Regions from separate parts of the Homo sapiens genome. Here region 2 is linked to region 1. A link is an interaction called in ENCODE POLR2A ChIA-PET data of the cell type or tissue named here. Cell type or tissue: OCI-LY7. All regions are shown on one strand.

Region 1 (8,000 bases):
GCCTCCATCTCTAGAAATTCTGTTTATTTCTAATAAATCTGGGTTGAGCCCATGCCACTCCAAGTGACCCTCAAGTAACTCTAATGGCTGCCAGGATTGAGAACTACTACTCTACATGAACTCAGGGGAAGTAGTGCAAGAATTTTTTCCCTACAGAATAGGAATCATTAAATTGTCATGGAAACAGAACTCATTTCCATTTCTTAATTCCCTTGGCTGTTTGATTCACAGCCGTGTATCTGCACCTAGAATCATTATTGGCACAGAATTGAACAAATATATTGGCTTAATGTTGAATATCCAGTTTTATTTTAAGCTTAAATGGATCATATAAAACAGCAGTTAATAATTTTAAATGACATCAGTATTTTTAGCTACCAATAGTTAGAAAACCAGAAGGAAACCTGAAATTCTCTGGTTAGATATTATTTTTAAATACACTATCTTTCTCTAGTTATTAACTATGTTTTTTAGACTTTCTATGTAATATTGGTAGAAAATGATTTATTTCCTCAAATAACCTTTATTTTATTTTATTTTTTATATTTTTTTTGAGATGGAGTCTCACTCTGTTGCCCAGGCTGGAGTGTAGTGGTGTGACCTCAGCTCACTGCAGCCTCCACCTCCCAGGTTCAAGCGATTCTCCTGCCTCAGCCTCCCAAGTAGCTGGGATTACAGGCATGCACCACCACACCCGGCCAATTTTGTATTTTTAGTAGACATGGGGTTTCACCATGTTGGCCAGGCTGGTCTCGAACTCCTGACCTCAAGTGATCTGCTCACCTTGGCCTCCCAAAGTGCGGATTACAGGCATAAGCCACTGCGCCCAGCCTAAAATAGCCTTTATTTTAAAGTATGCAAGGCTAAATGATAAATTGGAAGCAAAAATATAAGATGATCAAACAATCCTGACATTTTCTAGAATTGTAGTATGCAATTAAAAATCCCTATATTTATATTTATTTATTTTTATAATGTGAATTCTATCTAAATGTCCCAGTTCTGTACTTAGTATTAAATGTGATTTTTCTCCATCCCCAATGTCACAGCTATCCCCCTTTCCCTTACCTTGGAAACTCTTCCTCCCCCACTGCAATCCCTGTGAATATATTTTTCTGATTTGCAGCAAACCATGCTATTAATTTTTCGCGTATCTTTCTGTTGAGCTTCACATAATCTTAACGAGTTTTTATAGCAGAGTCTGACAAATACTACTTTCTTATAATGCCATCCTTTCCCAAATAAATTAGAGGTTTCTGAAAATTACTATAACAGGTATTTATTTATACTTAAATAATCAATTTTAAATTGCATAGCTATTAAAAAGCTCTGTGCTCTTTAGAATCACCCTTCCCGCCCCCCCTCCACACACACACACACACACACACACACACACACACACAGGTTGTATAATGGCTTCACTAACTCTTGAATGAATATCTCCGAAACAAGTGGATGCCAGATTCTTTCCCAGAGGCCAGGTTTCATCATGTTCCTGGTTCTTACATTTTAGAATAGGAAGCTGAATTTCCCTTTTTATCCAGAAATTATATTTACAAAAGATTATTCAGATAAGGATACGACTATTTGCAAAGGACACAAATATTTTCAAAAGAATAGCACAAATAAAAATATCTTTAAGTTTCAAATAAATTATATTTCAAATGACTTTAAAATAAGTGTTTTGTAAGTTGGCCAAATCTGAAGATATTTCTCCAATTAAAAACAGAAACTAGGCCTGGCACGGTGGCTCACACCTGTAATCCCAGCACTTTGGGAGGCCGAGGCAGGAGGATCACTTGAGCCCAGGAGCTCGAGACCAGCTTAGGCAACATGACAAAACCCTGTCTCTACAAAAGAAATACAAAAATTAGCCAGGCATGGTGGTGTGTGCCTGTGGTCTGAGCTACTTGGGAGGCTGAGGTGGGAGGATCACCTGAGCCTGGGAGGCCAAGGCTGCAATGAGCTGTGATCGCGCCACTACATTCCAGCCTATGTGATAGAGTGAGACCCTGTCAAAAAATAAATAAATAAAATTTAAAAATAAATAAAGAAAAACGAAAGCTCTATACTTATTTGTTGGAGAACCTAAAACACATACATCAACAAGGACATCTTCCTCCAGTGGATCATCATCATCTGGAAAATACTGACTTCGGATATCTTACTACAGGGAGAGTGTGAGAGAGAAATGCAAAGAGATAATGCTAGACCCAGATAAACACAATCTTTAGCAAATCTGGCCACATTTGCTGAAATAAGAGTTCTGTCCGTTGAACTTCAGTGGCCTCCTGCCATTTTCTTCCTTCTGATAAAAGGTTAACATATCTAAAGCATTCTAGCAAATAGATCTTGATGACCTCATCAAGGGTAACTGTATCTTGATCCCTTGGCTATATTAAATAAGAGGTACTAACTGCAGAAGGAATGAGAAAATGAATGAATGAACAAATGGACCCAATTGTTTCGTCCTAGGACTGCCCAAAGAAGGTGAAGCAAGTAGAGTCCCTGGTGACGTGTAATGTAAGCGTAAGTAGCAGATGCTAACCAGATGTCTCAAACTAAGCCTTGGTGATCAGATGGAAGACCCCAAGGGAGAGTAGTGACAATGACAGATACGGGGAATCCCCAGATCAGGGGTTGGGGTACAAGTGGGGGTTACAAGTGGGCTGACCTTGACAGTGTAGTCACAGGCTACCGATGCATCAGGTGTGGTGCGCTCAGGTACATAGATGAAGCTGGAAACCATCATTCTCAGCAAACTAACACAGGAACAGAAAACCAAACACCGCCTGTTCTCACTTATAAGTGGGAGCTGAACAATGGACACAGGGAGGGGAACATCACACACCAGGGCCTGTTAGGGGGTGGGGAGCAAGGGGAGGGAGGGAGAGCATTAGGACAAATACCTAATGCATGCAGGTCTTAAAACCTAGATGATGGGTTGATAGGTGCACCATGGCACATGTATACCTATGTAACAAACCTGCACGTTCTGCACATGTATCCCGGAACTTCAAGTAAAATTTAAAAAAAAAAGAAGTATAGACTCTCTGAGCATCAGTCTGGACTTCAAAACTAGGATACTGAGGTTAGAAACTAAGTTATTTCATGCTCTTAGCAAAAATGGGCAGGACCAAGATACTGATCATCAGAGCCCACTGACTGTCAGAAGGTAGGGAGAAAATTCAGCCACTCAAGCTGCATCACCCAGTCTCTGAATGCTAACCAACTCAGGGCTTCAAGCATGTAGTTCAAAGAAGATCACTTTGAAGGATATGTGGACAGATAGGAAGGAAATGTGGACAGTTAGCATAGCACCAGGCATAGAACTGACCCTCAAAAAATATTTAAGCTCATATGTCAGAACTAGAAAGGAACCAAAAGTCATTTAATCCAATTCCATCAGTATCAGTTAGAATTCGTGTAGGCTGCTTGTAATTGAAAGTAACATGGCTTAAACAAGACAATGGTTAACTTTATCTGTGTAAAATAAGCCCATATAAGTGGCTTTTGAAAATTGTTATAACAACAATGAATGTATATAATTACAAAATATAGGTGCAGCACCAGACAGGGTCAAATTCTCAGCACTGAAACAACCAAGGGAAACTCTCTACCTAGTCAGGGACAAACCAGTTCAAACTTCTGAGATCTTAAATTTTTTTTTATCCTAATCCTAAGGAGTCTTGCTCTGAAGATTAGGGTTCAGTCCAAGTGGGGGCAGGGGATGGAGAGGGAGGAAGGGAACAACAGCTCCCATCTCCAATCCCTCCTATTCAGTTATTATGTCAGATCTGCCCAGAGGAACTCTACTGTCAATCTTCAAGTACGGATACCTTGGACAGAAGTCAACTTTCACAACTTCTCACTTCAGATACAAGAACCACAGGTAAAGGCCGGGTGCGGTGGCTCACGCCTGTAATCCCAGCACTTTGGGAGGCCGAGGAGGGTGGATCACTTGAGGTCAGGAGTTTGAGACCAGCCTGGCCAACACAGTGAAACCTAGTCTCTACTAAAAATCCAAAATTAGCCGGGCGTGGTGGTGCTCGCCTATAATCCCAGCTACCCGGAAAGCTGAGGCAGGAGAATTGCTTGAACCCGGGAGGCAGAGGTTGCATTGAGCCAAGATTACGCCACTGCACTCCAGCCCGGGTGACAGAGCGAGACTCTGTCTCGTTTAAAAAAAAAAAAATCAAAAGGCTATTTCTAATAAGAGAGACAACTTTAGCCACTGGAGAACATAAAGGAGGGGAAAAACACCTCAGTTTACCAAATTATGCTTTAAAATTACAAATTAAACATCAAAGAAGTTTCCAATGATGGTTGTTCCTCTTCTCAAATGTGCTATTGGAATTGATTTTTTTTTTTAATTAGCCTAGGGCAAAGAAGAGCTCTACTTAAATGGGCCAAGCACATAGAAACATGCCAAATGGGCACTCTACCCCACCAAACTGTGAATTTAAAACAGCACTAGGTCCCAAGGACAGTAAATAAAATCATTAGTATATACACCTATTAACTTCTCCCTTTTCATACATTAGGTAGGCTGCTCAAAAAGACAGATGAATCCAGGAACATTAACTATAAATTACAGGAAGTAAAATGGGGATCTGGCAACTATGGTTAGTGTTGCATCAGACATAGTTTCTGTATTAGATCTTTGTAAAATGCTCCTTGAGTAGTATGCCATGATTGGTCTTACTTAGTAAGTTATTTACTAACTTTAATTTATTGGTATTAAAATACCAATAAATTTCAGCTTCAAACAATAATCAGAATAGAGACTGACTGCACTTTACTTTCATTGTCCTGCCATAAAGATATTTAAATTCTCTAATGTGTGTTATAATCTGATAAACAGTGTTTAAATAGGTTGCAGTTTCTCATTTTATTGATGACAGGCTCATTAAGGATGATTCAGAAACCATAATATTAGAAGTTCTGTCTTCCTTCATTGCTTTCATGACTGAAGGGAACAGGGCACTAAAGAGAAGTACAGAGAAGTAATTTGCCCATAGAGACACAGCTCAAATACAGATAATGTGGCTCTAGCACCCTGGCTCCTAACCACTCCTCTATGCAGCATTAGAAATAAGAATGTTGGCCAGGCACGGTGGCTCACGCCTGTAATCCCAGCACTTTGGGAAGCCGAGGCAGGCAGATCACAAGGTCAGGAGATCGAGACCATCCTGGCCAACACGGTGAAACCCTGTCTCCCCTAAAAATACAAAAATTAGCCGGGCGTGGTGGCACGTGCCTGTAATCTCAGCTACTCGGGAGGCTGAGGCAGGAGAATCGCCTGAACCCAGGAGTTGGAAGTTGCAGTGAACCAAGATCGCCACCGCACTCCAGCCTGGCGACAGAACGAGACCCCATCTCAAAAAAAAAGAAAAAAGAAAAAAGAAATAAAAGAAAGAATGTTTGGCTGAGAGCGGTGGCTCACGCCTGTAATCCTAGCACTTTGGGAGGCCAAGGCAGGTGGATTGCCGAGCTCAGGAATTCGAGACCAGCCCGGGCAACACGGTGAGACCCTGTCTCTACTAAAATACAAAATAATTAGCCAGGCATTGTGTTGTGCGCCTGTAATCCCAGCTACTTGGGAGGCTGAGGCAGGAGAATCACTTGAACCTGGGAGGCGGAGGTTGCAGTGAGCCTCGGCTCCACTGCACTCCAGCCTGGATGACAGAGTGAGGATCCGTCTCAAAAAAAATAAAAATATAAAAAAGAATGTTCATTGTTGCATTTTCTAATTTAAAAAACCTTGCTGGAAACTAAATGTCCATCAGAAAAAGAATGTATAAGTATATTGTGATGTAGCCATACAATGGAATACTGTTTAGCAGTTACAAAGGTATGCGTCAACATAATGAGTCCCAGAAACACAGGGTTGCATTTTGTTTTAAAGGCATGTGGCTAGGCACAGTGTCTCATGCCTGTAATCCCAGCACTTTGGGAGGCTCAGGCAGGAAGATCACTTGAGCCTAGGAGTTCCAGGCTGCAGTGAGCTATGATCATGCCACTGCACTCCAGCATGGGCAACAGAGTGGGACTCTGTGTCTAAAAAATAAGTAAATAAATACATAATTTAAAAGCATGCAAAACATGATTCAATATAAAACCATGTATATATAAAAATTTGTCAAAAAATTCTATACAGTCTATATATTCCTTCCATATATTCTATGTAGTGTTTCCAGATACATATATATATAGCAAAAGTATGAAAATATTCATAGCAATAATAAACCAAATTTGGGATAGTGGCTGCCTTTGAGAAATAGAATCAGGAAAAACAGGCATGCAGCCTTAAACTTATCTATAAGGTTTTGTTTTTAAAAATGTATTAGGCTGGGCATGGTGGCTCACGCCTGTAATCCCAGCACTTTGGGAGGCCGAGGTGGGCGGATCACCTGAGGTCAGGAGTTCGAGACCAGCCTGGCCAAGATGGTGAAACCCCATCTCTACTAAAAAAAATACAAAATTATCCAGGCATGGTGGCGCATGACTGTAATCCCAGCTACTCGGGAGGCTGAGGCAGGAGAATCGCTTGAACCTGGGAGGCGGAGGTTGCAATGAGCAGAGATTGCGCCATTGCACTCCAGCCTGGGCAACAAGAGCAAAACTCCATCTCCAGAAAAAAAGTATTAAAGTCCTCATCAAATAAGGCACAATGCTAAGACTATTCCGAATCTGGGTGATGGGCATAAGAGCATTTATGATATTTATTTTCTTTATTGTTCTGTGTCCCTGAAATTTTACATGATAAAAGTCCAGCATTTGTTCACATTAAAATGGTTAATTTTATGTTATATGCATTTTACCTCAATAAATATTTTCTCTTTTTTTTTTTTTTTGAGACGGAGTCTTACTCTGTTGCCCAGGCTGGAGTGCAGTGGCATGACCTCAGTTCACTGTAGCCTCTGCCTCCCAGGTTCAGGCGATTCTCTGCCTCAGCCTCCTGAGTAGCTGGGATTACAGGCATCACCTGTACAGTGTACAGTGCCACCACACCAAGCTAATTTTTGTATTTTTATTAGAGATGAGGTTTCACCATGTTGACCAGGCTGGTCTCGAACTCCTGGCCTCAAGTGACCTGCCCACCACAGTCTCCCAAAGTGTTGGGATTACAGGCGTGAGCCACTATACATGGCCTCAATAAATATTTTCTTAATATTTAAAAAATGAGTTCAGGTGGAACTTAAAGCTCTCACAAACGTTAATGACATTTTCTTTGACCATATCTACATAATGCAAAAAAAAACAATAAAAAGATGTAACTTTATTTTGTATTAATTATACCAGTGTGGGCCAGACAAGGTGGCTCATACCTGTTAATATAGTTGGGATTTGTGTTCCTACCCAAATCTCATGTGGAATTAGAGGAGGGACCTGAATGGAGGTGACTGGCTTATGGGGTGGATTTCCCTCTTACTCTTCTCATGATAGTGAGTGAGTTCTCAAGAGATCTGATGGTTTAAAAGTGTGTGGCACTTCCCCCTTCACTCTCTCTCCCTCTTCTGCCACCATGTGAAGAAGGTGCTTGCTTCCCCTTTGCTTCCGCTATGATTGTAACTTTCATGAGGCCTCCCAGTCTTGCAGAACTGTGAGTCAATTAAATCTCTTCTTCATAAATTACCCAGTCTCAGGTAGTTCTTTATAGTAGTGTGAAACAGACTAATACACCTGTAATCCCAACGCTTTCGGGCGCCAAGGCAGGAGGCTCTCTTGAGCTCAGGAGTTCAAGACTAGCCCGGGCCACATAGTGAGACCTCATCTCCACAAAAAAATTTAAAAATTAGTCAGACATGGTGCTGCATGCCTGTAGTCCCAGCTACTTGGGGGCTGAGATGGGAGGATCACTTGAGCCCACCATTGCACCATCACACTCCAGCCCGGGCAACAGAGTAAGACCCTGTCTCAAAAACAAATAAAAAATTGTATCATTGTGGTCCTCATAAGTGTGATTTTTAATAGGTGTACGGTTCCATATTCAAATC
Region 2 (8,000 bases), 210 kb before region 1:
CAGCCTCCTGAGTAGCTGGGATTACAGGTGCGGGCCACCACTCCCAGCTAATTTTTTTGTATTTTTAGTACAGACAGGGTTTCACCATGTTGGCCAGGCTGGTCTCAAACTCCTGACCTCAGGTGCTCCACCTGCCTCGGCCTCCCAAAATGCTGGGATTACAGGTGTGAGCCACGGCGCCCGACCTACACATACTTTCTCTAATGTGCTGCTATTAATGTGACTCAGTGACAGCAGTTCCTAACCCTGTGTCTTTCCATTCAAATTCCTGGTTCCTGGGTAAAAAGGTTTGAATAGCTCATCAGCATGGGTCACATGTCCACCTTGGCTTCACTCAGCAGCAATTGGGGACAGTGTCTCATTGTGCAAACCTGCAGACCTACCTGGCTTCTGGGGCATGCCCCCTCCTCCTCCTCAGGCCAAGAGCATTTCTAAAAAGATGAGAAATGACCATGGTACTGGCTGTCACCCAAAAAGACACCTGTCCCCCACACTTCTGTCAGTGACTCTGTGAATAAGGGGTGAGCTACGCACCGCCTATTCATTCTGCTGTCAAGAAATCTGACCTGCTTCTCCTATTTTGTAAAACAACACCTTTTATGTTTGTCTAATTTCAGGCCTTCAGCAATAGAGCTTCACTGTATACAAGCAGAATGACAAGGGAGGTGGAAGCTCATTGATATGATAGGCTGGACAAAATGCATTTGCACCCTCGTGTGGTCCAAGTTACCTGATATCCATGGACTTTGATATAAACACTAGGCTTGCAGAGAGGTGCGAGGTCTTAATCAAGATGGAATAGCCTTAGTGACACCGGTTCCTAAGGCTCTATTGCACCCTCTTGTTACCCTTTTCACAGTTTACTAGGTGAGGAAACTGAGGCCTAGAGGGGTGAATTGATTCACTCAAGCCTCTCAGTAGATCTCCTAATTCCCAGTTGGTTATCCACCAGATACATCAGATAGACACCAACTCTTTGGTTCTCTGTGTTTGTTTAGGCTTGAGAGTGTGAATGTCTGTGTGCATGTTTGTATTATATTTTGCATAATATGTGTTAAATCTTAATTTACCTACTAGTATTCATGGTATTGCTTTCCATTCCTTCTGCATATTGTATTCCAGCACAGTGCTTCTCAAACTTAAGGTGCACATGGATCAATTGGAGATGTTGTTAAAATGAAGATTCTTATTCAGTAGGTCTGGGATGAGGCTGAGATTCTGTATTTCTAGTAAGCAGTCAGGTGATGACAATGTTCCTAATCCATGGCCCATATTTTATGTAGCAAGGCTGTGGCAGATGGCTGTGCACTTGAACTTTCATATATATTTATATGTACACACATACACATACAAGTGTTTGCATGAACAAAATCGGGACCACACAGGTTATCATTATGGGGAAGAAAAACCTGAATCTAAAATAGAATTTAGAAAGGCCATCTCACCACAACAATACCTCTGATCTTGTGCTGTGATGAATCATTTACATCAAGTCAGTGTTTCTGTTCTCTAAAGCAGCCATTATTCATAACTTGAAGTTAATGAGTGTGTATTGCTCTCTAGACTCTATTTAAATTGCTTGCATACCTCATTGATTCTGAAAACCAATGTCATCTTATTGCCCTCATTTGATTATATTTTAGAGGTTTATTGATAATCAAATAAACATGAAAGCAAATACCATAATGGATTTTCTGGTTACTTACTAAAATGACTGGGTTTTTAAAGAGGTTTCTCCCAAGGCTCCATCATGATTTCCCCAGGAAGACATTACTTCACCCTCAGTAGAGTAACGTCAATGAAAGTGGGCTGCTCTGGGAAGATATATTTAATTTATGTATTTTTGTTTACTCTGAACTCTTCCAGGTACTATAAGAGAAGCTGACTTATTAAGATTGCATCCTCTCTCTCTCCAATCCCTTTAATGGTTTATGGTCTAAGAGTAGATTGAACTCTTAGACAGAGAAGACTATTGATTGATAGACCGATAGCATAAGCAAAGATAATGATACCAACTCTGCCTTTCACTTTCTTTCTTTTTTTTTTTTTTTTTTGTTAGACGGAGTCTTACTCTGTCACCCAGGTTGGAGTGCAATGGTGCCATCTCGGCTCACTGCAACCACTGCCTCCTAGGTTTAAGCAATTCTCCTGCCTTAGCCTCCTGAGTAGCTGGGATTACAGGCACCTACCACCATGCCCAGCTAATTTTTTTGTATTTTTAGTGGACACAGGGTTTCGCCATGTTGGCCGGGCTGGTCTCAAACTCCTGACCTCAGGTGATCCACTCACCTCGGCCTCTGAAAGTGCTGGGACTGCAGGCTTGAGCCACCACACCTGGCCTGCCTTTCATTTTTTGAGCCCCTGCTTTATACCAGGCACTGTACTCTCTGCTTTATGTATATTTGCATTTTTCAAATGTGGATCTGCAGACCTGTTTTCAAGTTATATTTAAGAATGTCTTAATTTTGCTGCTCTTCTAGAAGATGCCCTATAACCAAGTTTCTATGTTTGCATTTAAAAGAAGAAAGAAAGAAAAAAAAAGGGGTAGACCAGGGCTTAGACTAGGTTAGGTGAGTGAGGGACTTAACTCACCTGCAAAATGGAAGGAGGCCCAAAAAAGAAACAGAAAAAAACCTCAGGAATCTAGATAGATATTTTAATGAAATATATTTTAAAATAAAAGTGCCAAAATATTATGATCATCAAAATATCAAAATTTTAAGTAAAGACAGCATCCACTCTGCCTACACAACTCAACCTGCCTCACTTCACTCTTATCCCAGACCTGCTACAAAATTTACATAGTGAAAAAGGTCTCGGTTTCAATTTCTAGCTATGTGACCTTAAGCAAGTTACTCAACCTTTCTGATCCCTATTCTCTCCTCTTTAAATTGGGGTTATCATGATACCTGCCTACCTCCTAGGATTTCCGTTGCAATTAAATGAGACTAAAAAGGTGCAGCAGCGGGTATGAAGCCTGGTCTGTAGGAAGCATTCTGCTTCCCCTCCTCTTCCTCTGCAAGAGATCCCTCAACAAAGCTAGTGTATTACATTTTACGTGGCAAGCCTTGTAGTATGAGCACCTAATCTGTCAATTTCATACTTCTGATTCCACAGAGCAACAAGAAGGCCGAGGTCCTTAACCCCATGATCAGTAGTGTATTGTTAGAGGTAAGTGGCCTCTGGAGAGAAAGTGCTTCTGAATCAAAGTAAATGTTAGAACTACTTTTTTTTTTTTTTGCCTTTCTTCCCCCACAGCAAATGTTATTGCAATTCTGAATCTCATCATCAGGTCTTTTTTGAGTAAATTTGTGTAGCTCAACCAGCTGTAAACCCTCTGATGAAGCAACAATACCTAATTTTCAAGAATTCCTGATTATAAAAAGAAATGCTAAGCTTGCACGTTATTTCTGTCACTGTTTCCTCCAGCAGAAGCAGATTTCTGCTGCCAAATTTGACACTAGATTTAACACTATGATTATTGGCTGCAATGAGGGATTATTGCTCATCGGTGATTTTCATAAAAATGGGCATTTCCTTCTATTTAGAATAACCTTTGGTTTAGCTGGGTCTAATGTCCAAGCTGGCAACAATGACAAGGAGAATGTTTAGCCTATGCCCAGTCAATGACAAGGGACACCATCCTCTGTGACTTCTCACTCTGTGGCCTGCCCACTCACTAGGACTTTGCAGCATCAGTTGTGTTGATATAAAGCTGCCCCAACCAACACTGCTGTGTCTTTGCCAGAAATGGTAGCCTAAGAGAGAAGAGGTCCAGGAAGATTTCTCATTCTTGAATCATAGGCACTGTGTTCCACCTGTAGAGGAAAGGTAGAAGATTGGTAGAGGAAAATCTTCTGTTAGGGGCTAAACTATAAGTAACAGCCGCGGGGCACCCAGCTGAAGGCACAAGGTGTTAACAAGCTAAGTTTGAACATGGGCAATGCATATATCATAGGATTTTGCTTTCTGAAGTGGCTGTCCATTGCAAAATTTGGAAATTACAAAAGTTCAAGAGGGCTACTGTATTAGTCCAATTTCACACTGCTGATAAAGACATACCTGAGACTGGGCAATTTACAAAAGAAAGAAATTTAATGGACTCACAATTCCACGTGGCTGGGGAGGCCTCACAGTCATGGTGGTAGGTGAAAGGCACATCTCACATGGCTGCAGACAAGACAAGAGAGCTTGTGCAGAGAAACTCCCTGTTATAAAACCATCAGATCTCATGAGACTTACTCACTATTACAAGAATAGCACGGGAAAGACCTGCCCCCATGATTCAATTACTTCCCATCAGGTCCCTCCCACAACATGTGGAAATTGTGGGACTTAAAATTCAAGATGAGATTTGGGTGGTGACACAGCCAAACCATATCAGCTACCTATATATTTATATCATTGTTTTGGGGACTTGTACCTTACTGTTAAGGAAAACGACAAAGGTACAGAAATAACTAAGTGATGGCACTGAATATTATTGTTTAGGATGCGGCCGCACAGTGGGATGGCATCAGCCAGAAGGAATAGGAGCTGTAGGGGCAGGTCTTGGAGGAACAGACATAGCTAAGAGAAAACCCTGGCAGTCAGAGGCAGAATGTGGTACAAGAAAAATCTCTCCCCTGGCCACCCAGAAGGCATAAAATTAACTTACCATGTCAGGTATGAGAAATATGAGGTCAAATGTTTTTTCCGTTTCCCCAATAGATGTTTTCACATGTTTTAGTTACCCTAACCTTTAAATGGCCTCTCCATCCAATACTGTGTGTTAGTGCACCACAAAACAGGAATAATAATTTCAGCTATCCCAACCAAACATAAAGTACCATGCATAGGAGGATAACAGTGTTCAAGTTTGCCATGAATAACTGCCCAATAGTATCTCCAGTTAGCTTTATGTTGACCATTCTTGCTTATCTATCTGTAGGGTGGGGCAAACTGAGCTCCTTCATACAGTGTTTTTGTGTTATTTCAGGGCAGTAGGGTTGATCTGGGAAAGAGATAGATAAGACAGGACATACCCTGGGCCAAGAAAGTACACACACTGATGGATCTTAAAAGTCCATAGAAGTGGCTCATGCCTGTAATCCCAGCACTTTGGGAGGCCGAGGTGGGCAGATACGAAGTCAGAAGATCAAGACCATCCTGGCCAACATGGTGAAACCCTGTCTCTACTAAAATACAAACAAATTAGCTGGGCGTGGTGGTGCACGCCCGTAGTCCCAGCTACTCGAGAGGCTGAAGCAGGGGAATTGCTTGAACCTGGGAGGCGGAAGTTGCAGTGAGCCAAGATCGTGCCTCTGCACTCCAGCCTGACGTCAGAGCAAGACTCTGTCTCAAAAAAAAAAAAAAAAAAAAATTCCATGAAAATGATTTGCCTCATTTTGAGTGAATTATTCTCTCTGTTAGTATAGATAATTGAGAGCTGGACATGCCCCATCCAAAAGCATGTGTTTACACTTGCTTTAAGCACCAATATTGCAAGATAAATATAATCCAATATGGGGGGTGGGTTGAAGAGTGGGAACATTATCCAATTGGAAGTATTGTCAAGGTTGAACTATGAAAATAACCCTTCAACCTCATTTTTCTCCTCTCACAGGGCTGCAACAGTACAACGTACATACAGGATGCCTTCCAGCTGCTGCTGCCTGTTCTGCAGGTCTCACATATCCAGACCAGTTGTTTGAAAGCACAGCCGTGACCTGGCCAGACTCCATCTAGTTAAAGGAGACAGCTGGCCGCCTTGCCTCAATATGTACCATTTAAGGGGATGTTCTCTGTGCGCCTGGCCACAGACATCCATTTGAGGACACTACAAGCAATTTTGCACAGACAATATTGAGAATGCAAATTTAGAGAGAGTTATCATTTCTCTCAATGTGTATAATTGTTTTTACAAACAATTGTGTTTTCTTTATGTTAATTTAAACTTACACAGCTTATATTGAAAATTTCCTTTCATCTGAAATTTATTTACAAATATTCGTGTTCATTTTCCTGGTTAAGCATGCTATATTTAGAAACTCATGGGGAGACCTTAGACTTTTGTTTAATCCTTTATGTTTCAACCTTTAAATGTTCCATTCTTATAGTATTACTTTAAATCAATTCTAAAACTGAACTTTGTTTTGTTACATAAATGTCGCAGGCAAAAATAACACTACTTATAGATTTTACCTATTATGGTAAAAAATAGGAACATATTGTCATTCTTTTTTTTTTTTTTTTTTTGAGACAGAGTCTCACTCTGTCGCCAGGCTGGAGTGCGTTGGCACAATCTCGGCTCACTGCAACCTCCGCCTCCTGGGTTCAATCGATTCTCCTGCCTCAGCCTCCTGAGTAGCTGGGACTACAGGTGTGTGCCACCACGCCCAGCCAATTTTTTTTGTATTTTTAGTAGAGACAGGGTTTCACCATGTTGGCCAGGATGGTCTCGATCTCCTGACCTCGTGATCTGCCCGCCTCAGCCTCCCAAAGTGCTGGGATTACAGGCTTGAGCCACCGCGCCCGGCCGGTCATTCATTCTTGCAACAAGCATTTATTGAGCACCTACTGTGTGCTCACAGTAAAGAAACGTGATCTTATCCCAGTAGAGGTAGATATTCTGAAAAAGAATAATTCTTAAACTGCTTAAAACAGGGGTCCCCACCCCCAGGCCACAGACCAGTACCAGTCCGTGGCACTGGTTAGGAACCAGGCCACACAGCAGGGGGTGAGCGGTGGGTGAGTGAGCACAGCTTCATCTGTATTTACAGCTGCTCCCCAGAGCTTGCATTACTGCCTGAGCTCTGCCTCCCGTCAGGTCAGCAGCAGCATTAGAGTCTCATGGGAGTGCGAACCCTGTTGTGAACTGCACATGCGAGGGATCTAGGTTGTGCACTCCTTATGAGAATCTAATGCCTGATGAATCTAATGCCTCATGATCTGAGGTTGAATAGCTTCGTGCCGAAACCATCCCCCACCCCCATCCCGCTACCCCGAGTCCGTGAAAAAATTGTCTTCCATGAAACCGGTCCCTGGTACCAGAAAGGTTGGGGACCACTGGCTTAAAATACCAATAAATTTTTGAACCTTAAAAACTTTGAAGAACAAGGTAAATTGGTGTTTTATTTAATGTCCTACCCTTTAATTTGTTGCATTTTCCTATACTCTTTACACTATTTTATCCCAAACTATGTATATGAGGTGAAAATATATATGAAAAGGGATACTGAAGAATATTTAGTTTAAAATTAATTTCTTACGATCACGAGCACATGGTGGCATAATTACAAAGCTTGGAAGTATTCAAATAGAAAATCAAAGGTGTTTCAATACAGTAGAATCCCAGGACTGCATTTTAAAATCGCCTCACAGATCACACTCGCTGGTGGCAAATATCATCATCGTTGCTAAAGGACAGAAAATACTGATGTGTGTTTTAACTAACTGGTATATTGATCCATGGGAGGCTGCACAGAAGACCCTGCGGCCAGGAGGGGCATTGTCAGTGGCTGCTTCTCCTGAGCTCCACGCCTTCATTGCAGCTGCATGTTCGATACAATACACCTGCTTCACAGCCCCATGGACATCCCTACAGGTACTGTCATGTGAAGCCTTGCCTAGTAGTTCTCTCCAGGGCAAATGAAGCTCACAGTTTTGCAAGGTGGAAACCTCTTATTCACATTTGCTTTGATTCCCCGATGGAGTAGACTGCCTTTGTTCCATACAGGCAAAGTAAGGATATTTTAATATCATCCTACTTCTTATTAGCATTTCATTTGTCTATGTACTGTATTTCATTTGTATGTCTCCTGAAACATCCAAATAGAGAACATAAGAACACTTTATGTACAATCTGGAAAAAAATTACCTGAGAAATCAATTAAAGATTTTTCCCCTTTTCTGATTGCCAGAAATGTTTTTATTAAGTCTAGAGAATGATTAACTGATGAAAATGTTGCATTTACCTCTTCATCAATTTTAGACTTTTTATGTGTAGGGCAGAGGAAATG

The links. ChIA-PET counts read pairs that join two places held together with the same protein. Peaks named below come from ENCODE experiments on the same cell type or tissue, not always from the same donor. Only the 100,000 strongest peaks of a DNase experiment are listed, where the experiment ranks them.
Region 2: POLR2A ChIA-PET joins it to region 1 with 5 read pairs; 4 of 35 experiments call an interaction of 5 or more read pairs at or near these places.

The regions. Positions count from the first base shown.
Region 1 is chr4:39,146,691-39,154,690 of GRCh38, forward strand. No RefSeq gene overlaps it. Among named protein-coding and RNA genes, the nearest start is that of WDR19, 32 kb to the right of the region's middle. In OCI-LY7, no CTCF peak of the experiment used is centred here; a DNase peak (open chromatin) is centred at 4,641; H3K27ac peaks cover 1,030 bases.
Region 2 is chr4:38,937,851-38,945,850 of GRCh38, forward strand. It overlaps FAM114A1 (family with sequence similarity 114 member A1), which reads left to right. Exons shown (of 15, transcript NM_138389.4): 14 at 3,118-3,171; 15 at 5,606-7,889. The coding sequence ends at 5,707. Among named protein-coding and RNA genes, the nearest start is that of MIR574, 74 kb to the left of the region's middle. In OCI-LY7, no CTCF peak of the experiment used is centred here; no DNase peak of the experiment used is centred here.